Linked DNA regions of Mus musculus: regions 1, 2, 3 and 4 are each linked to region 5. A link is a loop called in an ENCODE intact Hi-C map of the cell type or tissue named here. Cell type or tissue: left cerebral cortex. All regions are shown on one strand.

What was found. Hi-C counts contacts between places; a loop is a spot of excess contacts. Peaks named below come from ENCODE experiments on the same cell type or tissue, not always from the same donor. Only the 100,000 strongest peaks of a DNase experiment are listed, where the experiment ranks them.
Region 1: a loop joins it to region 5, with 7 times the contacts of the local background. A loop is called at or near these places in 20 of 42 quality-filtered maps.
Region 2: it touches region 5 in a loop (2.7-fold over the local background); 14 of 42 quality-filtered maps call a loop at or near these places.
Region 3: a loop joins it to region 5, with 2.9 times the contacts of the local background. A loop is called at or near these places in 2 of 42 quality-filtered maps.
Region 4: it touches region 5 in a loop (2.6-fold over the local background); 24 of 42 quality-filtered maps call a loop at or near these places.

What each region holds. Positions count from the first base shown.
Region 1 is chr2:158,105,155-158,110,154 of GRCm38, reverse strand. It overlaps Gm34458 (a long non-coding RNA gene), which reads right to left and starts at 4,901. Exons shown (of 2, transcript XR_001783529.1): 1 at 4,681-4,901. In left cerebral cortex, a CTCF peak has its summit at 2,739 (motif pointing left); a DNase peak (open chromatin) is centred at 2,724.
Region 2 is chr2:158,069,447-158,074,446 of GRCm38, reverse strand. The region is part of intron 6 of Rprd1b (regulation of nuclear pre-mRNA domain containing 1B); the gene reads right to left. It overlaps 2010009K17Rik (RIKEN cDNA 2010009K17 gene), which reads left to right. Exons shown (of 4, transcript NR_040609.1): 4 at 3,812-4,083. Among named protein-coding and RNA genes, the nearest start is that of 2010009K17Rik, 20 kb to the left of the region's middle. In left cerebral cortex, no CTCF peak of the experiment used is centred here; a DNase peak (open chromatin) is centred at 2,792.
Region 3 is chr2:157,913,024-157,918,023 of GRCm38, reverse strand. It overlaps Vstm2l (V-set and transmembrane domain containing 2-like), which reads right to left and starts at 3,371. Exons shown (of 4, transcript NM_198627.2): 1 at 3,093-3,371. The coding sequence starts at 3,213. In left cerebral cortex, CTCF peaks have their summits at 2,958 (motif pointing right) and 4,073 (motif pointing left); DNase peaks (open chromatin) are centred at 3,492, 4,094, 4,516, 4,704 and 4 more places; H3K4me3 peaks cover 2,030 bases; H3K27ac peaks cover 812 bases.
Region 4 is chr2:158,262,946-158,267,945 of GRCm38, reverse strand. Bpi (bactericidal permeablility increasing protein) reads right to left here. Exons shown (of 15, transcript NM_001356542.1): 5 at 4,438-4,501; 6 at 152-215. Among named protein-coding and RNA genes, the nearest start is that of Gm34571, 6.5 kb to the right of the region's middle. In left cerebral cortex, no CTCF peak of the experiment used is centred here; a DNase peak (open chromatin) is centred at 2,869.
Region 5 is chr2:158,202,188-158,207,187 of GRCm38, reverse strand. D630003M21Rik (RIKEN cDNA D630003M21 gene) reads left to right here. Exons shown (of 14, transcript NM_177657.5): 9 at 1,389-1,487; 10 at 2,380-2,528; 11 at 3,977-4,115. Among named protein-coding and RNA genes, the nearest start is that of 1700060C20Rik, 13 kb to the right of the region's middle. In left cerebral cortex, a CTCF peak has its summit at 2,867 (motif pointing right); a DNase peak (open chromatin) is centred at 2,890.

The DNA.
Region 1 (5,000 bases), 97 kb after region 5:
AGACACAATGTTTTTATCCTCTGGCTGCTTTGCTGTGTCCCTTCACAGAGTTAGGGTGCCATTCCATCCCCAGACAAAGGGGCCTTAGAGGATAGTTTGAGACACACATGTTTGGGTGTGAAATGGGGGTGAGAGGGTGAACCTCACCTCCATAGGTGGTTTCTCGGTGAGCTCCAACAGCACATGACAGTTAACAATATAATCTATATTATACACACAGGCTGGACACAGGCCGAGGCAGGGAAGCTACTGTGGAGCCTGGAGCCTGAGGAGGATCCTCCAGAGACAGGCAGGAAGCATGCTAGCTGAGCTGCTGGAGGAAGGTACAGCAGCCTGCGAGCTGGGTGCGGGAGGCAGGAAGGAGGTGGGGGGAGAGTCCGTTTTCTAGGAAGTGAAGGCTACCTCAGCAGGCATGATGTGCATCTGTGTGGGCCCAGCTTTGGAAGCTGTGTGTTCTGTGTTCCAGGCAGGGCCCGGCCACCTCAGGAAGTGTATGAGGGAAAGTGTTTCTGGGAAACGGCCCCAGAGACTTCAGAAGAAAGGAATCTGCAGCTTAGAAGTCTCTAGCGATTGCTGGGGTTTCTTTTCACAGTCTTTCTAAATATTTACTTTTGTGTCCGAATCGATATTCATCATTTTCCTTTGTATTCTCCTTAAATCCGATCTGCCAAAATAAAAAGTAAACCTACAGTTGCCTTGCCAGAGGAAATAAAATTAAGAAATTAAAAAAATATGCGCTTGTCCAATTACGATGAGTCATAACAGAAGTTTGAGACTTTATAGTAAGAAATGTATTTATGGGCTGGGGAAATGGCTCAGAAGGTAAAGTGCTTTGCTGCACAAGTTAGGGGAGCTGGGTTTGAATCCCAGAACCCACAAGAGAGAGACAGAGAGAGACAGAGACAGAGACACAGATACAGACAGAGACAAACAGAGATAGAGACAGAGAGAGAGGAGAGAGAGGAAGAAGGAGAAGAGGGGAGGGGAGAGGAGAGAGAGAGAAGAGAGAGGAGAGAGAGAGACAGACATACACAGAGATACAGAGACAGACAGAGAGTGAGGTGCTGAGACAGGAGGACCCCCAAAACTCCCTGATCAGCAGTCTAGATGAATCACCAAGCTCCCAGTTCTGTGAGATCCCTGTCTCAAAAGCTAAAATGGAGACGTGGTTGAGGAAAGAACCTGGACATCAATCAGCTCTGGCCTCCACTTGACGCCCCTCGCCCCTGTGAGTGCTCCCACAAACTCCTCACTGCCTTCCTTCCGATGTATTTACTGCACAGCCAGCCAAACACCCTTGCTCAGCCCAGCCTCCCCCAGGTGCGCTGGCCACTGGCAGCCTACGGTTGAGGCAGAGCCCAGCATGTGTATTGCGACTCACTGACGGTTTTACTATCAGGAAAACTTTTATTTTACAACAAAGGCTTGGCTAGCTTACCTGGGTTTGATTTGAGATTGAGGTTGTTTATTTATTCATTCATTTGTTTGTTTTGACACGTGCTCTCCTGTAGCCCAGGCTGGTCTTGAACTCGCTATGTAGCCCAAGGATGACCTTGAACTCTTGACCCTCTACCCCCACCCGATACGTGCTAAAGTTACTCTTTCACCACCACACCCTGCTCTTCTTTGTTCTTATCTATCTATCTATCTATCTATCTATCTATCTATCTATCTATCTATTTTTATTTCTTGGTTTTTCAAGACAGGGTTTCTCTATGTAGCCCTTACTGTCCTGGAACTCACTTGGTAGATCAGGCTGACCTTGAACTCACAAAGATCCTCCTGCCTCTGCCTCCCAAGTACTGGAATTAAAGCTCATTATTATTGATTTATTTTAATGTGGCCTACCAAGTGGAAAATTGTCATGTGAGAATATTGTCACACCACAGTGAAGTTTAAATAGCAGTTGGTCTATCAGTAAGTTGTAATACACACGTACACACACTCACACAGCACACTTACACACACTCACACAAGCACACATTCACACAAGCACACTCACACACACATGCACACAGTCATAAGTACACTCACACAATACACTCACACACATACACTCACTCACACAGGACATACACTCACAGATACACACTCACACTCACACATTTGCTACATCCTGTGCCTGCCTTTATGCGTATGTTTGAGTGTGTGGTAGTGTGTACGCATGCACGAGCATGCATGTGGGGGTGGGGCTGAAGTTGACATTTGGTGTCTTCCTTCATTAACCGCCACTAATTTGTTGGGTTGAGGGTACTCCTTGAGCCTGGAACTCACCAATTCCTGCTAGTTTAGCTAGCCAGCTTGCTTTGGGAATCCCTTGTGTCTGCTCCACAGGGCTGGGATTCTTGGTGACCACCAGGTCCACCTGGCTTTTGCACGAGGGGACATGAACCAGTCCTCATAACTGCTAGGCTAGCATCTTTACCCACTAACTCATTTCCCCACTCCTCCTCCTCCTCCTCCTCCTCCTCCTCCTCCTCCTCCTCCTCCTCCTCCTCCTCCTCGTTCTTTTGAGATAGTTTCACTCACTACATAACCCAGGCCTCAGACTCTCAGTAATTCTCCTGCCTCACGCCCCTAGTACTGAGATTACAGCTAGGAGCTCACACAGACTGGTGATTGTGCCTTTTCTATTTACACATCAACCCTGAATGGGAACGCTGTCCCACAGTGGCAATTACTCCCAACTTCAGCACAGGGACGAGCTAGGATGTCATAACTGTGCCCCCTGGAGGGCTGTGGGTTGATAGCAGTGGCAGCCAATCTTGCTCTAGAAAGTTAGGTCCAGCAAGGGGCTGTTGGAGCAAGGCAGTAGGGAGATCTGAAAGGGACAGCTGCCAAGTGACCCTTTGGGAGGCAGCAGAGACACTTTCCATGGTGGATACGCAGAGGACAGGCAGGCAGGAAGCAGGCTGGGAGTTTGGTGCAAAGCCAGGAAGAGAATTATGTAGGGGCTCATAATGGGGACTGAGGAAGAAGGCGCCTGGTCTCTGATGCTTTCCTTAGCTACAGTGGTCCTGCCCTACAGGGATGGCTGAAGATGAGCACTGGCAGCCCATGCTCCACCAGGCACCACCAGGCCCCAGGCCCCCTGAAAAGATTTTCTCTGCCAACTCCCCCTCCATTCTTTCTCAGATCTGGCCAGCCCTGCTCAGGGCTGACAAGCCGTCTACACCCAACACTTGGCAGTGCCAAATCTTAACAGCCCTTGCAATTTGTCTCTCATGCATCACAGAGACCCCCTCCTCCTTCTTTCTATCTCCTATTTCATTGGCGCATTCCTTCAGTGGGGGGAGGGCTTCTTGAACTTGGTGCTGCTGGGGTCTGTGTTGCTGAGGCCCCCAATGGTCCTGAGAAAAATGAAGCCCAGCAAAGCAACTTGAGGCCAGAGTCACCCAAAATCAGTCAGGGCTGGACTATTTTTTTTAAATATAATGCTGTTTTTAAAAAAAGACTTACTTATTTTATTTTATGTGTATGTACATGTGCCTAAGTGTATGTATATATGGGCTCTGCATGCACGCAGGTGTCTGTTGAGGTCAAAAAAAGATGTCAGATCCCCTAGGACCGGAGTTACAGGTGATTGTGAACTACCTGATGGGGTGTTAAGAAATGAACTCAGCTCTTAACCACTGGGCCATCTTCCCAGACCCAGAGCCAGATTTTAACAATAACGGCAATAGCAGTAATCACGTGCTGGCTCTTAGCGGTATGAGACACAGATTGAGGCACTGTGCAGACGTTAGCCATCGGCCCCTCGAGGTGACTCAGAGGAGGAATCAGTTGGTTTTGTTTTGTTTTGTTTTGTTTTTTTCAAGATAGGGTTTCTCTATAGTAGGCCAGGCTGGCCTTGAACTCAAGAGAGTCGCCTGTCTCTGCCTCCCAAATGCTGGGATTTAAGGTGTGTGCCACCATGCCCAGTTGGAATGAATTGCTCTTACCAGAATCTTCAAATGCTATTGAAGTCTTCCATTGCAGAAAATGCATACACATCCACCCTCCCTCACAAATGCATGCACACACAAACACACACACACACACACACACACACACATCTACCCAACACATATGCACACACAATCTACACACATGCACACACATCTACACATACATTCACACAATCACACTTCTACATGCACACACACTCACATATCTGTGCACACTCTCTCTCTCACACACACACACAGAGACTCACACATACATACACACACAACAAGTTGGGGGAGAGGGAGGAGTTCTATGCAGAAGGCTTACTGACCACATGGGAAGATAATTAGAGTCACTGAAAAGTTTTCCCTTCCAAACCACAAGGAGATAATGTCACACCCACATGGGGGCTGTGACCCTGAGGCAGATAATGACAGTCGAAGGCAGGATGTGGAAAGCCTGGACCGCTCTCACAGCTCTGCCAGAGACAAGCTGTGGTGCAGCTGTCTGGGGACACGATCCCCTATGACATCAGGTTAGGCACGGAGCAAACACTGGACCTTCGGGCTCCTCCCAGAGCGAAACCAGAAAATGGAAAACACATTCACCAAAGCCAGAGTGGACACAACCCAAACTTGCACTAACTGATAGGGGGCAAACAGGGGGCATCTACACAACGGAGTATTACTCTGCAATGAAAAGGAGGAAGTGATGTGAGCACAGTACAGATGTGATTTGAAAGCATTTCCCTACCTGGAAGCAGCTGCTCCCATGAGACCACACATCATATGACTCCGTTTATGTGAAATATCCCCAAACAGATCAATGGCTCCAGGGGCATCTGGTCCTCTGGCCTCCATGGGCACTGCAGTCCTGCAGACCCGAACTAGGCACACAAACGCACACATGATTAAAAAAGAAAATCTTGAATTAAGAAGGTACTTGAGTTTTGTCCAGGCTGTTGTCTTGCCTAAGTCCACCCTACCTTCTTCTGTTCCTCCGAGTGATCAAAAGTTGTTGATTTCTAAGACCCAGATCAAAGGCCGTTACAAAGACTTCCTCAATAGGCTGCA
Region 2 (5,000 bases), 130 kb after region 5:
TGTATTAAGGGTTCCGCGTTAGGAGGGATGAAAGCACAGTTTTTGTGTTAAAAGCTTACTGACCACCCCAGATCAATCACTCACAAGCAAGTTCTCTACATGCTCAAAACACTCACCTGCCACCACCGCCTGGGTCTGTAGTCCTTGAAGTCTCTGTGCTAATTTCTCTAGGAGGCTGCCAGCCTCACCTAGAATCTACTCTCCCTGTACCCTCGCCACTGAGAAGGTACAAAGTGCCCTGTTACCACGAGTCAGAGCCCAAAGCCTTGGAGGATCTCTTGCTTCTCTGGGTTCTAGCAAAAGCCCCTCTACCTACTGGTTGAGCTCCACCTGCCTGAGAAAATCCACTTAGTTCCCAAAGAGCAGGTGTCCACCCACACCGTTGCTCTGCAGCCCCCACCCCTTGCTGGGTCCATCCACACCGTTGCTCTGCAGGCCCTGCCCCTTGCTGGTCGACCAGAGATCCCAGTAGCTGCTCTGTGTTAACCTCAGTCCCATCGGACTTCTAGCTTCCTTTAGTTTACACTTCCAATGATAGAAATGGGGCAGGGTTTTCTGTCCTTAGCTCACAACACTTCTAATAAATCTGTATGAGAAAACACTGGGCTATGTGAGGTCTGAGGCTTAGAAACACTAGAGGCTTACCCCCACCCCCCCCCAAACATTTTGTAAGGACAAGGAGGTTTTCAAGGCCCAACCCACGCTGCGTAGACTTTCCTAAAGGTGTGCACCCAAAGCACTGGGAAGATGCAGAGGCCAGGGATTAGCAATGGTTCTGGCTCTTCCATCCTAGTTAAGACACATTTCCTACGGAAACCAGGCTGTCCCTGAATTCACAAGAGACCCACACACCTCTGCCTCCCAAGTACTGGAATTAAAGGTGTGCACCACTACACCCAGCAGTAATTTCTCAGTTCTTCAATGCCAAATGCCTTGCACACAGGACACAATCTTGAGGATGTATGGAAAACTATTAAAGAGGACTCTTCCATCAAACCAGGAAGCTCTGGACACACGCGCCTCACTCCATATCCGCCACACCCCACAGTGCCCAGCACAGTAGCGAGATAAATTAGCAACACAGAGAACAAACATACGTATAGGAATCTTCCTCAAACTTGGACTTCAGGCAACACTTTCATTCCTGCAACGGAAGCCACATTTAAGCCTGGGCTCTACAAGGCCAAGGCCCCCTGCCTCTGCCTGCACCAATATTTACGTGGCACTTGTCTTAGACATCAGGCCAATGGTCTCTTTCTAGATGTAACACATGACTAATCATAGCACTTGGAAGCAGGGCTGAAGCAGGAAGATCACGAATTCAAGGCCAACCTGGGCTACACAGAGAGATCCTGTTCAAAAGCAGAACAAATGAAAGCCTTGTGGGCCAAGAGGTTTAAATAATCAACAGGGCAAGCAGGCCTGGCCTCCAAGTTCCTACTGCAGTCAAGACTGCCTTAGAACAAGGGCCTCACGGGGCAGCTCAACAGCCCAGCTTAGTGACAGACAGGGACAGGCCTCGCTGTAGCTAGCCCTCTTATGGTCACTGAGCAGATTCCATCTCCTCCCTTGTTGAAGACTCAGGCTTTCCAAATGAACTCAACTATAAATGCTGTCACGGTCTATCAAAGCATTCAAGAACAAGCCCAAGCAAAACTACCCCATGTGTAACTTCAGTTCAGTTCACATTTCTATTCTTTCCTGTTTTGACACTCCCCAAGGTAGGGGAGTGTACTCCCCACTCCAGCCCCGAGGGAACTTCCCAGTGTCCTGGTTTTAAGCAGGGCAATAAGAGCTCAGGAAAATCAAAGACTCTCATGCCTTTCCTCTTAGCAGTGTGTGGTCCTCGAGCTGTTGCTGAAAGGCTCCCTTGGAGAACAGTGTGCGTCACAACTCCTGCCTCCTCCACAATGAGACCTGTGGCGATGTGAATAAAAATGGCCCTCTCAGGCTCATATATTTGAATCCCTGGTCACTAGAGAGTGGCACTAGTAGAGGAGGGTTAGGAGGTGTGGCTTTATTGTCGGTGTAGCCTTTGCAGGGGAAGTGTCTCACTGCGGGTGGACTTTGAGGTTTCAAACGCCCATGCTAGGCCCAGTTCTCTCTGCCTGTGGATTAGGATATATCTCTTAGCTATTGCTCTAGTGTCATGTGTGCCACCATGTTCGCTGCCATAATGAACTAAGCCTCTGAAACTGTAGACAAACCCCCAGTTAAATGCTTTCTCTTTTAAGCGGTGCCTTGGTCATGACATCTCTTCACAGTGATAGAACAGTGACTATCACCCAGCAGTTTCCTGTGAGTAGGCCCACTAGGAGCACTCTGATTCCCAAAGGATGAAGTTTTCCTGGCTCTTTAGCACTCCAAAAGCCACTTAAACAGGGCAAGGACAGAATCCACAGGCTATTTATTCAGAGTCTCCTATGCTTGTGTGTGATCCTGACCCAGGCATGGGAGTCTACTACTCATGCCTCCCTGTTTGGTCCATGCATTTAAGAGATTAGGAGTCACACCATCAACACCCCAGGATGCTGTTGCTGCAGTGAGTTTACTAGCCGTGGTCTCTCTGGCAGCTGCCCCCCACCCTCCACCTACAATACAAGGTCTTTGTTGCTCTCATTCTTCGCTGGTGCCTTCCCTAAGAAGCCTAGGCAAACCCAACAGTCCCACCCACATGCTTCCTACTTGGGCATACTTCAGTCCCTAGCTGCAGCCGCCAGCCTGCCCACTGAACATCAGTGCAGAACCCTGAAACGGGTCACATCACATCTGACCTTCTGCCACCACCGGAGTCAAGATCCAGGGGACTGTGATGAGCTTCTAGAGTCTCTGTGGCTGCCAAGCAATGTTTCAAATACAGATAGCCTAAGGTGTGTTCTGAGATAATGTCTAGGATTTATGCTCTTGGCAAAGCCTTGGAGTCTTGCCTCACAGCCACAAAGTACAGGAGAAAGTGCACTAACAGCACTGGCTAACACTGTGAACTCAGGGATCATGGCACAGTGAACAAAGCGTTGAGGGAGCAGGGCCTTCCACATTCTTTGCCTTTTATGGCCAGGGCAGTGAGCCAGACCTGACATGCTACAGATGAGCTCTGGGGTAAGAGGTTAAAATGACAGTGACCTTTCTACAGCAATTTCATTTTTGAAACAAACAAAATTGTGTTTCCTCTAGCAACTCACCTAAAAAATGCTGACCCGAATATAAGCTTTTTCAAACCCACTCTTCCCCTGGCTAGAGTGTTTATATAAGTACTAACACTGGGGTGGCCTGAATGCTGAAAAGCAGCTATGGGGCACCATGGCTGTCTCCTTTATCATATTTTGCTGTGATAAATATGGGACATAGGGCACAGCTCCTCCTAGGTGAAAATCATGTGCAATGCAGTTCATGAAGGGCCTTGCTTTAAATAATGGTGGTACCACACTGAATGTAACTCCAAGAGCTACTTTGTAACATAGAGAAGCTGGCTTTTGAGCCTCTGGAGTGCAGCACTTACCTAGCGTGCACAAGGACACAGCTCCAATGCCAGGACCAGGAAGTGGGAAAAGAAAAAGGAAGTAAACTTTTACCTGGATGTGGTCTAACCTAGCCGAGGCCCTCTCAGGCCTCAGAAGGCTCATCCTTCAATGCTCACAGGACCTGCTCTTACAATCAGAAACCTCAGCAAGCACATCTGTTCAGCCATCATCTGGCTGAAAGAACAGCACCTATATCTTCATACTGGAAATAAGAATGCTGCTTCAAATTTTCTGTCACAGATCCATGTAGAACAAAAATCGTCACTAACCTGTCCCTCTCTCCCTGCCAGCTCCAGGGCAGCTACCACATTTCAGAAGGATACATTCTGGGGATCAGAGCAGGGCTGGAGCTGCTGAGTAAGACGCTGGGGAAGATACAAGGAGAAGAAGACACTGTGGCTGCATCCCCACGTCTGCGGACTGGTCAGCTTAATCACTAAAGCCATTGACAAGCATGCACAGAGAACCTTCTAAAAGGACAAATGGCAAATGAGTACAGAGGAATGTCCTCTGGACACCCATCCATCTGTCACATGACAGTGGGCTTCTTAAACACTGGAACATACACAAACTTTTTCTGGGCCCTTCTTTTTCCTCTGGGGACCCTCAAGTGTTTCGACAAAAACCCCAGTCTTGGGGCTCGAGGGATGGCTTGGAGGTTAAGAGCACCTGCTGCTCTTTCTGAGGATCTGGGTTCAATTCCTAGCACCAACATAGTGGCTCATAACCATCTGTAACTCTAACTCCAGGGAATCTGACACACTCCTCTGGCCACTGTAGGTTCCAGGCGTGAACATGATGCACAGATGTATATGGAGACAAAACATGCATACCCATAAAAAATATTTACAACAAACAAACAAACAAAAAATCCAACACACATATCTGATAGGGATTTTCATAAACAGGGCAAGCATACAAAGTTACATGTCTATACAGACACTGAGAACATTGTAACGGATAAAAACAAAATACTTTTAAGACTAGGCAATTCCTGATAATTTTAATGTGGTGAAAAAACAAAACAAAACAAAAAAACCCTAGACATTTACAATTTGAAGTGGTAGGCCTATAATCCCAGCTATTTGGGAGTCTGAAATAACAGGATCCTAAGTTCAAGGTCAGGTTGAACTACAAAGGAGTTTAAGGCTAGCCTCAATTGAAGAAGGAATTCCAAGGCCAGCCTGGGTAACCTAGTAAAATCCTGCTTCAAAATAAAAAAGAAAAGAAAAAGAGAGCAGGAGACACAGCTCGGTGGTAGTGTCATATTCAAGGTCCCATATTTAACCTCCAGTTCCTCAGAGGTAAAAACAAAAACAAAAGCAAGCAAACAAACAAGCCCCACATCAACAATTTAATAGAAATCTATAAAATACAGTGAGAAGACTCCTGTCCTTCAAAGTGCAAATACTTGTGCAAGGGGACTCTTCACAATATAGAATACCAGGAAAATCAAAATACTAAATTATTTTTTTAAGA
Region 3 (5,000 bases), 290 kb after region 5:
ACAGTGACCTTGGGTGAGTCGTTTGGTGAGCTCTCCAAACGCAGTTTTCTTGAGTATCTATCTAATGCCAGCCTGCATGAGTTCACAGTGGGGAGAGGTCTGGGCACTTAGAACACACAGTCAGCATTCCATACACTGTAGGTCCATCCCCTCCCACCCCTGCTAGGGGCATAGCCATGAGCTGCCCTTTTCTTGTGAGGAAAGCCAGAGCAGCTGCCATTGCGATGTAGGAGGTGTGAGTCTCCCCATCCTGTCTCTGAGTGCTGGGGTTCGGGTGCCTTCTGAGAGCCAGGCACCATCCATTCTGCAAGCTTTGGCGATGCTTCCTCTGAAGGCGGTTGAGTGGACGTTGGGGGAGGGGGGTGTTGGGGAGTAAACAGACATCCTTGCTGGCTGACCTGCCTGGTCACAGACACTCCGTGTGACAACCCCAGGGACAGACAGGTGCAAGGCAATAGCTGGTGGCTGGGCAGGATCAGGTGGAGCTGCAGCCGTGAGCTGACACCAAGCTAAGCAGTTGAGGTTTGTGGGTTCATCCCTAGGACTCCCTGCTCCGAGCCCCAACCCTTTCTCCTAAACCCATAGACACCATCCTGACCTGGCCTTATTCCCTGAATCAGCTGAGGACATGCGGAGCCCAGGAATAATGAAACGATCAGGCTCCAATCTGCTAAACAGCAATTTCGGGGCTTTTTCAGCACACACAGCTTTTATCAAATTGGTATTCTCCTCCTGAACACAAATGGCTTATTAGACATGACCCACTTATTCGCCGCGTCTCACTATCATTAATAACTGTTTCTTTTTGTGATTAAGTGAGTGGCTCCAGACCCTTCCTGTGGTGACAGGGTGCTGGACCCAGCAGAGGGGCAGCTGTGGGGCTCCTTAGCAGCCAGTGCTTGGTGACTTTGAGCCTGGCAATGTCGAGAGGGTGGACGGGCCCCTGCAGAGCAGTGGGGCCATCTCTTGAGGGACAGAGCAGAGGAGGTCCCAAGGGGTGACCCATTTACCCAGAGACAGTCAAGAGGAGATCAGATTCTCAGAAACTGGTCCTGTCCCCTTTGCATCCAGCACCTCCCTGAATCCCCAATTCAGGGGTTGGTCCAGAGTGGGGATGAGAAGATCAGTAGGGCTGTGCCCCTCTCAGCGCAGCTGGCACCAGGGGGCAGGAGGAGACTGTCACACAAAGGAAAGAGCCTGCTTACTCAAGAATGACCCAAATTCGGAGGGTCTGGTGCCCCAAAGACAATGACCATAGGCCTCAGAGTTCTATGTTTGTACCTCAAGGGATCTCAAACTCAGAAAGGCAAGTCCTTCTTGAAGAGGCCTCCTAGTATAAGTTTTGACAGTGCCAAGGAACTGAGCTGGACAGGCAGACGGGAGGGGAGAGAAGGGAGGAATTCCCAGTTTCCCCTGAATGAGAAAAAAAAATGTGACAGGGAGAGAAATGACCTGGACAAAGTGCTGCTTCTCGCCTGACAGACCCTGGAGCCAGTCTTGGCTCAGCCGCTCTCTCACTGTGTGACCTTGGGCAACTCCCTTCACCTCTCTGAGACTTGATTTCTCCTCTGTGAATAGAGCATCAAAATAGTCCTTTCCCTGTTTTCTACCTTTCCTGCCAGGCCAGCAGAAATCATGATGGACATCAAGGTATGTGAGAGGTTTTTGTCCAACATAGCGAGGAGGTGAGGTGTATGTAGATACGGGGATCTGGGCTTCCCTTAGGCACAGGAATTCTGAGCATGGCTTTGAAAACCCCTCCCTCTGGAGCAACCCCAATCGTGCAGCACACCTGTAAAAGGCCTTGCCTGGGTTTCCAGGCTCTGGCGCACACCTTTAACTCACTCCCATCAAAAGAAATCATCCTGTTCTCAGCCCTTTGTTCAAACCTCTCCCAGCCTGGGCACACAGAGCACAGCACGTGTGCTGTAGCCTCTGATGAGGGAAGGGATGGACGGAAGCAGGGTCACCTCTGGTTTCAACCACCCCTGCCCCATCACACAGCATGGCTCAGGGGCAGGGAGCCTCCACAGCTGCCTGCCCCACACCACCCAACTCTGCTGCCAACTTGGGCTCCTGTGGGGAGGAAAGGCGCTTCAGACACTCGTGCAGGCAGCACTTGCTTTCTCCTTGCTCCCACAATGCTGGAGTTCAACATTTCAGTCCTCTAGGGGCAAGGTTGAGATGGGGTCCCCGAGATGGGGGTGTCCTGTAGGATTCAAGGGGTTCATGATCCCCCCAGGGACAAACACCCTACATTCCTCTTTACTCCTGGCCTCTAGCTGAAAGAATAGACCTCAACTACTCCAGTGTATCCCAGCTCTCCGTCCCTACCTTCTTATCCCCAGACTGTCCCTACCCCTGGATGCCACCCACCCACATGGATGGCAAAGGAAGCTGCCACCCAGGCTAGCAGGTCTTAAGCAACAGCATCTGGCGCCCCTCAGGACCATTCCCGGCCGTGGAAGGGATGGATCCTGATGAAGAGGATGCAGGAGCAGTTTCAGCGTTAAACCCACAAAGGAGAAAGGAATCGGGGCAGAGAGAAGTGGGTGGGCAAAGTGTGTGCACAAGTGCGTGCGTGCATGTGTATCCGTGTCTGCAGGCAGACAGGCAAGAGTTGTGGCGAAGCGAAGCGTGTGTGCCCGAGTGCCAGCTGGCAGGGTGAGCCACCAGCCAGTGTCTGATTCGTGTGCGTAGTGGGCACAAGTATATTTACCAGCGAGGAGAGGCTCAGAGGGGATGTGCAGAGTTGTGAGTGTGGGATGCAGTGAGCGTGGCTGAGTGTGTCCGCGGTTGGAGACATCTGTATGGTCGCAGAGGTGTGTGTATCCGTGTGAGTGTGTACGCGCGTGGAGGGGGTCTTCTGCGAGCTGGGGCCAGAGCGAGTGTGCTCTTGGGAACCCCTTCTCGCAGAGCTGGCCCCGATAGGAGACAGGGTGGGTCCCCAGTCCCAGCAGAGGGCGCCCCGGAACTCTGGGCCATAGCATCAGTCGGCGCAGGTTCGAGCACCGCGACCGCCAAGTTGGAGCGGCTGCGACCGGGGTGGGGTTCAGTGGGGGGAAGTCCGTGGGGGCTGCGCGCAAACTCACCGTGTCCGGAGACGTGGTTGTCCCAGGGCGCATGGCCTGCGGGTCGCGTGGCGCCGCCGAGTTGCAGGAAAAGTGCCAGGTAGTGGAGGGCGCCCAGCGCCGCGGCCAGCGGGGCCCCCATGCTGCGCGCTCCGGCCGGGGGCGCCGCCGCCTCACATCGGGGCTCCGCAGCCCGCAAAGCCCGCGCCCGCCGTACCCTGCCCGGCGCCGCCGCCGCCCTCTCCTGCTGGCCCCGGCCCGGCCCCGGCTGCAGGCAGCGAGCGCACGCCCAGCCCGCCGCCTCCGACTGCGGGACTCTTCGCTTGCGCGGAAGGCCACTCCGCGCCGCCGCGCACCCGCCCTCCCCCTCGCTCCCCGCCCTGAGCCGGCGGCGGCGGAGGGATCCGCAGCTTGATTTATCATCAAAGTTTTGCCCAGGCTGGGATTTTTAAAGCGGTACTCGCAACTGGCCTCCCGCGCGGGAGCGGGGGTGGGGCAGGCCCGGGGGTGGAAGGCCACCTGGGGACCTAACCCCCCGCAGGGCGGAACACTAGGGTGTTGGGAGTCGAAATCCGATCGTTGGGGATAAACATCCGACCTGCCACCAGACCCGTGCGCTGGAGGGGCCGCTCAACTTTGCCAGCTGGGTAGTGTTGGGGCCAGGGCCAGGCGAGGTGCAGGACAGGTGAATAGGGGTGGGGGGCGCACCCGGGATGAGACATAGGTGAACTAGTTTAAGATCTGGCAGCTTTGGGGTCCCCGTGTGATCACGCGTAGTTTCTCCTGTCCTCGAGTTCTTCGTCTGAAAAATGGGGACAGACGCCACCACCAGAAGCAGTGTGTGTCGGGGGTTGGGGGGGGGGGGGTCTTTGGAGTTAGGTGGGTAAAGTGGGGAACATCGTGGCGCCCACACAATGTAGTTATCATTGTGGTTCCTGTCTCTGGGACTCAGCAGTTAGTGGGGCTCCTAGCTTAGAGGTGTTGGGGTTCTACACAGTGAACTGGATCGCCCCCTTCTGGACTGTAAGGCTCTCCCTAGATGAAAGGTCTAGATGGAGTGTGTGTGTGTGTGTGTGTGTGTGTGTGTGTGTGTCTGTGTGTGTAAACCATGAAGACTCTTTCATTCCCAAGAGTGGCAGTCCAATTCTGATTCCTTCCTTGACTCTTTAACTGAGGCTTTTGTGACAGGAAAAGAGGGTTGGGGGGTTATTTTAAAGAAAAGCCTATTTCATAAGGCTGCCTTCTCCGAGGTCTTGAGAAGATCCGGAGCAAGGTTTCGGACCCCGGGAAGGATTCTTCCTACCCTCATTTCTCCTCTGCCTTCGCCGGCAGGCATTGTTTCAGCATTGCGGACAGCACCCTTTTCGTTTCATCCTTTAAGAACCGCGGACAGCGCCTCGGGGGTGATTAGATGCGAGGGTTCAGCACCGTGGACAGATCCCCGCTCCACACACACAGCACCGCAGGGATCCAGCTTCCAGCACGGCTCACAGTACCTAAAGTTTGAGAGATCTAAAAAGCGGAGTGACACACCGTGCTTGCTGTCTTTATTCTGTCTCCCTATGCCCCTTTCAGATATTATGGTGGATAGTATACTGTTGTCACCAGGATCAACTCAAGTTTCCCTCCCTGCTAGGTGTTGCATGTTAGAGGCACAGTTTCAGCACCACGGACAGCTCCTCTTCAGCATCAGCCAGCTGTGCAGAGGCTCTTTAAACTCCTATCCAAGATCTTTCCAGAACACTGTGGTGGCAGAACCGGGGATCGGACCCGAGTGTTCTCCTCTTCAAACGCAGATTGGAAGTAAATAAATACATTTCAAAATATGAAGAGGGGCAGACAGAGAGACAGAGACTGAGTGAGACTGGAGGGAAGGGCACAGCAAAGGGACAAGAAGTCTCAGGTCCTTCCAGAACAGCCTCTAGGTAC
Region 4 (5,000 bases), 61 kb before region 5:
AAGGCAGTTACTTTCCATTTTACTTCTGGACACAGAAGGAACCGGCCCAATGCCAGCTCTGGTGGAATTAGCCTGCTCAGCCCCTCCTCAACAGGCTCAGGCCTGCCACTCCCGATACCCCTTCTATTTTCAGCCCACTCCCAGCCCTCACCAGAAAGGGTCTTCAGATAAGGCTGCAGTTTGGAGGACACAGAGTCTCTCACGATCTTGCAGATCTAGGGGCAACCAAAGAGATGTCAGTGAGCTTCAGACATGAGAAGTGCCATCCACAGGGGCTGGAGAGATGGCTCAGTGGTTAAGAGCACTGACTGCTCTTCCAGAGATCCTGAGTTCAATTCCCAGCAACCACATGGTGGCTCACAACCACCTGTAATGGGATCCGATGCCCTCTTCTGATGTGTCTGAAGAGAGTGACAGAGTAAATAAATAATTCTTTTTTTTAAAGCGTCACACCCACAACTGAGAGTCAAGACATGCTGTCTCCATCTTTTCTCTGTGGCTATAGCAAAATACCGGAGACCAAGTAATTTACAGAGAACACGGGTTTATTTAGCACATGGTTCTTTATAAAGCCTAAGAACAAGGGGCTGGCATCTGCTTGGTGTCAGGAGGAGACTTCTTGCTGCATTGTAACGTGGCAGAGGGAAGACCATGGCAAGTTAGAGAGACATGTCCTAGCTTGGATTCCTCTGTCTCCTCCTATCAAGCAGCAGTGCATCATGGGGGCTCATTTGACCCTGATTTGTCTCCCATAGGCTGTACCTTTAAAGACCATTAACAGACTAATTTGGGGATTAAATTCATGTATCTGCATGAACTCTGTGGATCCAAATCAAAGTCACAGCATGCACTCTCCCTTCCTTTGGTGTCTTTTTAAAACACATGCAGCTAACCGAGCTTCCTTTGTTCCCTTGGCCACCAGCTCTGAAACAGCGACTGTTGTGCAAGACTATACTGCCTGCATACTTGTGTTCCGTGTCTTTCCTGCATGTAAAACTTTGCTAATGGGTATTTGATCTATGCTATAGTGTTGTACTCACTGTTATTGTTAGTTAATTTATTTTTTATTTAATTAATTAACTACTTAATTTGTTGTTATTGTCTCAGATCTTTCATGAATGAAGTAGTGAACAAACACAGGTTGGAACATGGTTAGTCTTCCTTTCTCTGCGCTCTTGATAGTGGTGCATCCTCTAGTCTCAGGTGTTGGTGGGCACCCTCACCTTAGCCTCGTGACTGAAGAGGCCATTTCTGGCAGCTTCCCATGATATGGCTCACAAGGGAAGACACACTGACCGACTTGATGGCTGAGGAAGTCTCTCTATTTCTCTAGAACCGTATTTCCCCCACCTGTGACATGGAACAGGCCAATTCCAGTAGCCTAGATAACTTCTAGATAAACCTAGATAAACCTCTGCCATTGGCAAAATTTGCTCACCTACAATCAACCATTATCCAAAACTATGGAAATGGAAAATTCTAGAACTATGAGAATTTCAAGTTTTAAATTGCATGTTGTTTTGAAGAGATGACGAAACCTCACCCAATCCCACCTAAGACATGGATGCCCCCTTTGTCCTTCACATCCACCTTCTGTAGGCTTCCTGGCTGTCAGCCACGTAGCACCTACCCATCCAGGCCATCAGACCAATCCCGGTGTTTGTGCCCATGTAACTGGACTTGCTAATGAGCCTAAGGTCAGGCAGGCTGTCACTGGAACTTTTATGACAGTGTCTTATCAAGAGTGTGACACAGCACTGGCTCATTTAAGCTGTGCTTTATCCTCCGGGTGAGTACAGGGCCCAAGATTTAGCCTTCAAGGCAGGAAGAAAAGGCTTTATAGGATAGCATCATTCCAAGAGGTGATTCCCCAACTGAATAAAATTGGAATAACCCAGCATCTATCTCTCTGCTTCCTGACTGGGTGTGGTGGTACCGTCACCTCATTCTCTCGCTGCCCTGACCGCCCTTCCATTCTGGGCCACACCTTCAAGCAACAGCTGAACTAACCCTTGCTACCTCTGTCATGTTTTGAACCAGCAATGAGTAAAATAATCAATGCCATCGCTGAGAGACTAGACCAGGAGGATGAAGGAATGTTGGGAATTGAAGGCAAGATTGAGGGGTTACTACACACAGACAGTGGCCAGGGGAAAGGATCTATGGCCACAACATCCAAGATCTCTGTGTCACGATAACTAGACCAGTGGGTCACCAGGTAACTGAGACAGAACAAGGGTGGAAAATTATTCAATTTAAAAAAAAAAAAAAAAAGAATGAAGCCGGGCGTGGTGGCGCATGCCTTTAATCCCAGCACTTGGGAGGCAGAGGCAGGAGAATTTCTGACTTCGAGGCCAGCCTGGTCTACAAAGTGAGTTCCAGGACAGCCAGGGCTACACAGTGAAACCCTATCTCGAAAGTCAAAACAAAACAAAACAAAACAAAACAAACAAACAAACAAACAAACAAAAGAATTATTGCAGGAAATCCCCCAGATCTGAGGAAAGAAATGACATTTAAGAACACTAGGTATTCAGGACTGTCTCATGACCCATTGAGGCTCAAGAGGAGAAGCCTCTATAAAGCAAGAACTCTGGAGGCAGCAGAAGAGAAGCCACTCATGCAATCAAAGTCACCAGAGTGACAATACATCTGTCCCAGAAGCCTGGGGCAGGGGGTGGGTGAGGGGTAAGGGACGTACCTTCTCAGTCCCCAAACAAAGAACTGTCTACAGGCTACCAGGAAAAGTTATAACCCAAAGGGAAATAAAAACCCCCTACAATGACCACAGACTAAAGCCATTCTTTCCCCACTAAGCAGTACTGAAGGTGCTATTTAGAGGAATCCTTCGTGGGTGTGGGTGGGTGTGTGGGAGCACACATGACACACAGTAGAGATGCACACCAGTACAGAGCTTGGGCAAGGATCTGTCTCATTAGGAGAAAACCAGTGAGAGGAAGGAAAGACTGGGGCTTCAACTTGGTAACCCGGAAAACCTTTAAGAAAAAGAAGTTGGTGTGCACCACCTCTCAGTGACAACCCTAAATGTGGGGTACAGATGCTTGCCACTCAAGAGTGAGGGGCTGAGTTCGAATCTCCCGGGCCTGTGTAGAAGCTGGTAGTACAACCATCTGGAACCTAGTGCTTCCAATGGAGAGATGGAAGGTGGAGACAAAAAATGTCCAAAGCTTGAGTGTCACCTTGCTTGGTGTGCTGCAGACAAGCAACATAGGGACTTGCACAGCTCAAGCAAGGTGGAAAGTGGGGACAGACACCTGAGCTGTTCTTTGACCAGTGGGCAGAAGCGTGTGTGCACTGGCACATGTGAGTGCACACATACCCTGTACACACACACACACACACACACACACACACATACACACACACACACACACACATGCACACGCACAGGCACGCAGGTGAGCTGACTACGAGTGTAAATGGTCTTAACTCTCTGATTAAAAGATCCAGACTGGCTGAATGGATTAAAGAATAAAGTCCACTTATTGCTAGGCCTTGGTTTGCAGCCCAGATCCTTCCTGGAGCCCCCAACTGGGGAGAGAGGGAGGAGGGAAGGGAGAGAGGGAGGGTGGGGAGGAAGAAGGGAAGAGAGAAGGGGTGGATAAGTTTCACTTGGGATGTGCTTCTGGTACAGGAGGCCGTAAAGTCCCAAGAGGAACTGGGCCACCCTTCTCTGAGGCCCTGGGCCACTTCTCTCCCTGGCCCAGGATGACAGGGGGTTTCAGGGATGGCTGAACACTCCGGCTACTCCTGAGATACTATGAGCCCTCTGTCGCTTACCCACGAGACCAATGGGTATTGGTTCCAAATCAGCAAATGGAGCCCAAGAGTCTCTGCAGCCTCCCAGGGCCTTAGCTCCCTTCTTGGCCAACTCCCCAGCCTGCTCCAGCCTGCTCAGGCCCTCCCCCTGCAGCCTGTGGCAGGAGGCACCCAAGGTTCTTAAGTGGGGGCTGCTGCCAAGCAGAATATCCTGCTGCTGCTGACCTTTTTGGGACCTAGTACCCAGTGTGGACACAGAGGGTTCTTGCAGTAGGTTACACTGTGGCGGGATGGGGGACACCCTGTCATCTGCACCCTCACTCTAACTGGGCTCCACATTCCACGGGGACCCCGTCTAGATGCCTCTTCCTGGTGCCATGTTTTCTAGGGCAGGAACAGGCAGGGTCGGGGAGGGGAGGAGACAGGAGGGAGGTTGTGGCTGTTCCACTGTGAACACAGAGGCGGGTGCACACAGGCAGTTACAGGAAGGTTTTCTGGGTAGGAGGAAGCCCCTCCCTATGCCTTCTATAGGGCTTTGCTGTAAAGTGCATAGCTCAGCTCTGGGGATGAAGTTATGGATGCTGAGGGGTTGGGATGAAGGCCAAGGTATGTCCTTGAGGCCTCTGCCCTGCCCCACTGATGCCCAGGGCCTCCTACCTTTTTGTAAATGATGTTTTTCAGGGAAGTCTCAATTTTCCTGTGGAACAGTCGGATCAGCCACCTGGAGGTTGACATGTGGGGACATACAGGAGACTTTCAGGTGTACCTGGGAACCCTGACAGCTAGGCTAGGCCTTGGTGGGGGAGCCTCCATTAGACATCTCTCCCCATTTTGCAGCAACCTGCTTGCTGGACTACTTTCTTAATAGCTTCAGACACCTGCCCTTCACCATTTCCACCTCCCCACTGCCCTGCGCCTCTGTAAACCAGACACACTGGCCTGCCTTGTTCCCCAGTACCTCTGCTTCCTCTCACCACAGTTGGTACATGTGGTCCCCTTTGTCCAAAACACCCCAGCAGCAACTTCTACCCACGCATTCTTTTCATCTCGGTTCAAATGTCATTTCCTCCTGCCCCCAGACTGGGCCAGCTCCTCCAGTGCTAAGTGTCCAGGGCGCTCTGTACCTTTCTTAAGTTCTTACGGGCCTTGGTGAGCCCTGCATGGATGCAGTGACATCCTTAATGGTTCTTCTCCCTCCCCCCACTCTGAGTCAGGTGCTT
Region 5 (5,000 bases):
AAAGGCGGAAGGAGAGAACCAGCTCCATGACACATCACCTGAATCACACACGCACACACACACACGCCCCACATACACCACATACACACACACCACATACACCACATACACACACACCACATACACACCACATACACCACATACACACACTACATACACCACATACACACACACCACAATCTCTCTCACACACACACACATACACACACATGCATGCACACACACACACACATATACCACACACACCATACTCTCTCTCACACACACACATACGCACACACATGCATGCACACACACACACACCACACTCTCTCTCACACACACACATACGCACACACATGCATGCAAACACACACACACCACACATACACACACACACACACACACACACGAGAGAGAGAGAGAAAGACAGAGACAGAGAGAGGAAGAATGGTGTGCATACCCCTCTCCCAATAAAAACTAAAGAAAGAAAGAAACAAAATATGGAGGTAGGGGAGGGAGGCATTGATGCCTGGGACCCTCTGCAGGCTTCTACTGGCATCAGGTACCTGAGTCATTGCCAGCCAATTTGTAGTCCCCAGGAAATGTGCAAGGTTCTACAGGACACTTAGCACAGGGTTTTGGGCATCCTGGCCTCGGTGTCCTGGAATCACCCGCCTGAACAGGGAGAGGGGAGCAGCGTCTACTCGTTTTTTCAGTGGCATGTCCTGCTCCCGGGCTCCAGGTTCCCTCTCCAGAGGCCTCCCATTAACCCCATGACCTTTGAACTTCAACTTTCAGGCTGTCCCTTTAAGGGGAATCTCACTGGGTGATCCAGAGTGTAAAACTGATGGTGATCATGATTCTGGCAAGCTCTGGGCTCTGTACTCAATTCTGTCACAAATTAGTCCATCAACCCTTCATCCTGCTGTAAAATATGTACTGTATTTCTCACCTCCCAGAAGTACAGGGAAGCCCAGAGAGGTTGCATGCGATCTCACAGCTAGCCAATGGCTCAACTGGGCCAAGGTGTTTCTCTAGCCCACCCTCACACCTCCATCCTACCCCTTCTGCAAGGACCCCCAGGGTCTGTGAACAGCTCAGGCCTTCCCTCTTTCTCCTCTGGCTCCTGTTCCCCCACTGCAGACCACAGTGACTTGCAGTAGTGGCACTGTGGCTTGGAGACTTGGTAGATGTTCTCAGACTGCCCCAGAGCATTGGCACATCTATGGGGCGAGGGGTAGGGTAGAGGTGAGAGGAAGACTGGGGCATGGTGGAGAGGCACTTTCACCAGCTCTCCTGATGGTTCTGATGTAGTGTAAGCCTGGTCCCTTCCGGAGTCCCCTAGGGAAAGGCCTCTCCTCTCGGTTCCCTCAGGCTGAGCTCCGCTCTGGTTCCTGTCCCTGCAGAAACTGGACCCATTCCTCACTGACCTTCGCCAGGCCTCCTCCCTGCTGCAGGCTTCCATCCAAGAGTTTGAGAAGGGTGAACCCCCTGGTGGGGTGCAGGTAAACCTGGAATGCAGGGTGAGGAAGCTACCAGCATACCTCAGGCTTTTAAGTACCAAGAGCGCATGAGGGGAAAGGGACACTTGGCGAGGGGCACTCTGCTTTTCACTCATTAGTTTTTAGCCAATAGTTCTTGGGCATCCACCATGCACCCTGCTCTGGGGACCCAGCCTGAGGAACTGGCTTGCCTGTCTGTGCCCTGGTGAGGGTCAGGGTGCAGTGGCAGAGTGGCCGTTTAAAACGTAGTTATGAGGGATTGGGGATATAGATCAGTGGTGAGAATAATTGCCTAGTATACATGAGACCCTATGCTGAAAAAGGAAAGAATGGGGTGGGGGAGGGAAGGAAGACAGTACCAGCTGTGCCAGATGCTGTAAACGTAAGATTGAGTGAGAAGAGCGAGGCGGGTGAGTGGCCTCCAGGCAGAGAGCAAGCATGTGCAACAACCCTGAGGCAGAGTAGCTGCATGTCTGTGGAGCAGAGTTAGGGGGAGGCTAAGAACCACATCTCTGAGAGATGGGCCCAGGAGCTGGGCTGCGGAGCCCAGGGGAGTTTGAAGAAGGGGATCATGGGGTATACCCTTTGTTTTTTTGTTTGTTTTGTTTGTTTGTTTGTTTGTTTGTTTAAAACAAACGTTTTGGCTACAGGGAAAACCAGAGAGCATCAGAGAGCTCAACCAAGAGTCTGGGATGGGTGTTCCAGAGAGAAGAGGGAGCTAGGACCAGTGAGGTTACCATGGTGATAGGAGGGCCGTAGCTTCAGATGTGTTAGAGATTGAAGGACAGATGGAGATGCTTGGACTCAGCTGGGAAAGTCAGGCTCTCTCCCTGTGGGGATCCCTGGAAGGTGGTGAGAGGAGATTGCGCCTCAGGACACCTCCCTCTGTTGGCAGGAGGCTACCAGGTGCCTGAGCAAGTCCAAGGAGCTGATGGAGACGGTGCTGAGGGACCCGGGCCTGCTGGCTCTCCAGAGGGAAGGTGGAACTACTCTGGCCAGCTTGCAGCAAGAGGCCAGCGGGCTAAATGCTAACCCCGATGTCAGGTATAGACACCCGGTCTCCCCTCCTTCATTCCCAGTTACAGTTCAGGAGTGGGGCCGCCCTGTGAAGAGAATGCGTAGGGTGAGGCTAGGGAAGCCACCTTCTTACCCTCTGAACCTTGGGGATAACCTCACCAGCCCCTCCTTCATCTTTAGCCAGAGACAGGCATTGAAGGACTTCCGCTCTTGTCTCCCCCCTCCACACACGGATCTCTCCCTTTTCCATCTCCTGCCCCTCACAATGCCTTGTTGTTATCCACCATGTCACTGCCTCACCTGCTTCACCCAGCCCATCTTGACTACCTGAGGTCCCTCCAGACCTTTGACCTGGAGTTCCACCAGGGGGCGCTGTGGGCCCATGCTCACCGCAGCACTTTGCTGTTCTGTGCTCATCCCTGCAGCCCTTGTGGCTCCCCATTCCTTCAGGAGTTTTGGACTTTTTTTCTGATGAATGTCGGATCCGTGACTGGGGTCCCTTGAAAAGGCACCTTTCCTTCCATCATCTTTGTTTGAAAACCGGCTCCCAGGAAGGGATGGGAGACTCCAGGTTTCTCCCTTCACCAAGCACCTCCATGGGAGAAGTCCCCTGGCTTTAGATCCTCTGGCTTTGGCCAATTTAAAAATGCCTAGCAGGGCAGGTGGACCCCAGGTTCAATGCCATTCTTGGCTACATAGGAATTTGAAACCAGCCTTTGACCCTGAGTCTCTATCCGAGACAAAAGACCATCACTGGTTACAGTTGCTACCCTCTCTGCACCTGTTCCCTGCAGAATGGAGGTCAGGAAGATAGCATGTTGCAAATGGGTGAATGCCACCCAGCCTCCTGGGCCTGACACTCCACTGAATGTTTCTCATGACATAGGGAAGGTCCAAGGTCCCCTGGCTGGCCAGAACCCCGGAAGCAGTACTAGAAAGTTTCACGGTCAGGGCCTGATGCCGGCCTGGAGTGGAATGTGAGCTCTGAGCTTCTGGAAGCCCCTGCTCAGATCACTCGCTGCTCACAGCCACTCCAGGAAGTGAGTTCTGTTACTATCCCCACTTTTTTTTGGGGGGGGGGTTCGAGACAGGGTTTCTCTGTATAGCTCTGACTGTCCTGGAACTCACTCTGTAGACCAGGCTGGCCTCGAACTCAGAAATCCACCTGTGGAGCCAGAGACCCCCGAAGTGGTGATGTTGCACAAGGACCCACGCTAGCAGTTAGCAGAGTTGGGGTTCAGACTCGGATCTACCCAGCTGGCTTAATACTCCACCAAAAAGGAGAAGAATCATTTCAGTTCCTGTGGCACCCTCAGGTTTGCCACTGAGGCCCAGAGAAGGCTAGGGACCTGCTCTAGGTCACACAGTAAGTCAGTGGCTGGCAGCCCAGCTGTGGCCACAGATTAGGAGGGCAGGCACTTGCCTGATGAGAGCACAGAGAAGAACATCTTTTTCACCCTCTTGCCCCGTCCCAGGAGCCATCTGACCGAGGCTGCTGCCCTGTACAACCTTGTGGATGGTCAGCTTCATGACTTGGTCACTGCGTCCAATCAACTCCTCCGAAGGCTGGAGCTCCGCGTCCGCCTGGGCCACCTGGAGACTGCCATCCACCAGGTGAAGGGGAGGCTACAGGGGACATGGCATTTTTACAGGGCTCACTATGTTCTGCAGTTAACATATCAAGCTGGCAGGCCTTGGTGTTTGGGGCAAGGCAGAAAACATGCATTCAAACAGTGATTAAGATACAGTCACAGGGGCTGCATTTATTGAGCACTGGCTGTGTGTGTGCCCCAGACTAGTGTACTTGTGAATATCCTTGTCTTCCAGCATGGTCTCTTATCAGTGACAAAGGAGCTTTGGGGATTCCCCACCACACATGGGGAATCCAGGGCTGGCATATGCTGCCCACTGTGGTTGCACATCTGAAGTCTGAGCCTGGAGCTGTTGGTAACCCTTCACTTGGGGGTTACCTAAAATCCACACAGCTCTCTCTGCCTTGGGCCAGGTCCTCCTGGCTGGGCAGCCCCAGGTCACCTGACTGCTCAAGCCTCTGCACTCTCATTTCTAGCCTTGAATTTTGTAAGTTTGTAGGAGCTTGTCAGTGCCCCCAGAGCAAGAATACCTCATTTTCTTTTCCTGTCACTATGAGGAAATACTCTGGCAAAAGCAACCAGGGGGAGTTTATTCTGGCTCACAGTTCAAGGGTGCTTCATGGTGGGGAAGACAAGGACCTTGAAACGGCTGGTCATATCACATCCATAATTGGGAATATACACCCAGGAGCCCAGCCAGGAATGGCGCCACCCACAGTGGGCGTGTCTCCCATTGCAATCACCAAAATCAAGATAAGCGCGAGGGGCTAGTCTCCTAGCTGATTCTATACTCTGTCATGTTCACACACACATCATAACCATCACAGGGTCAGAGGACCTTTTTATCATCTGTCCCTCAGTGACTGTTCATGCCTATCCATTACCACCCATAAACTGAAGCCAGGGG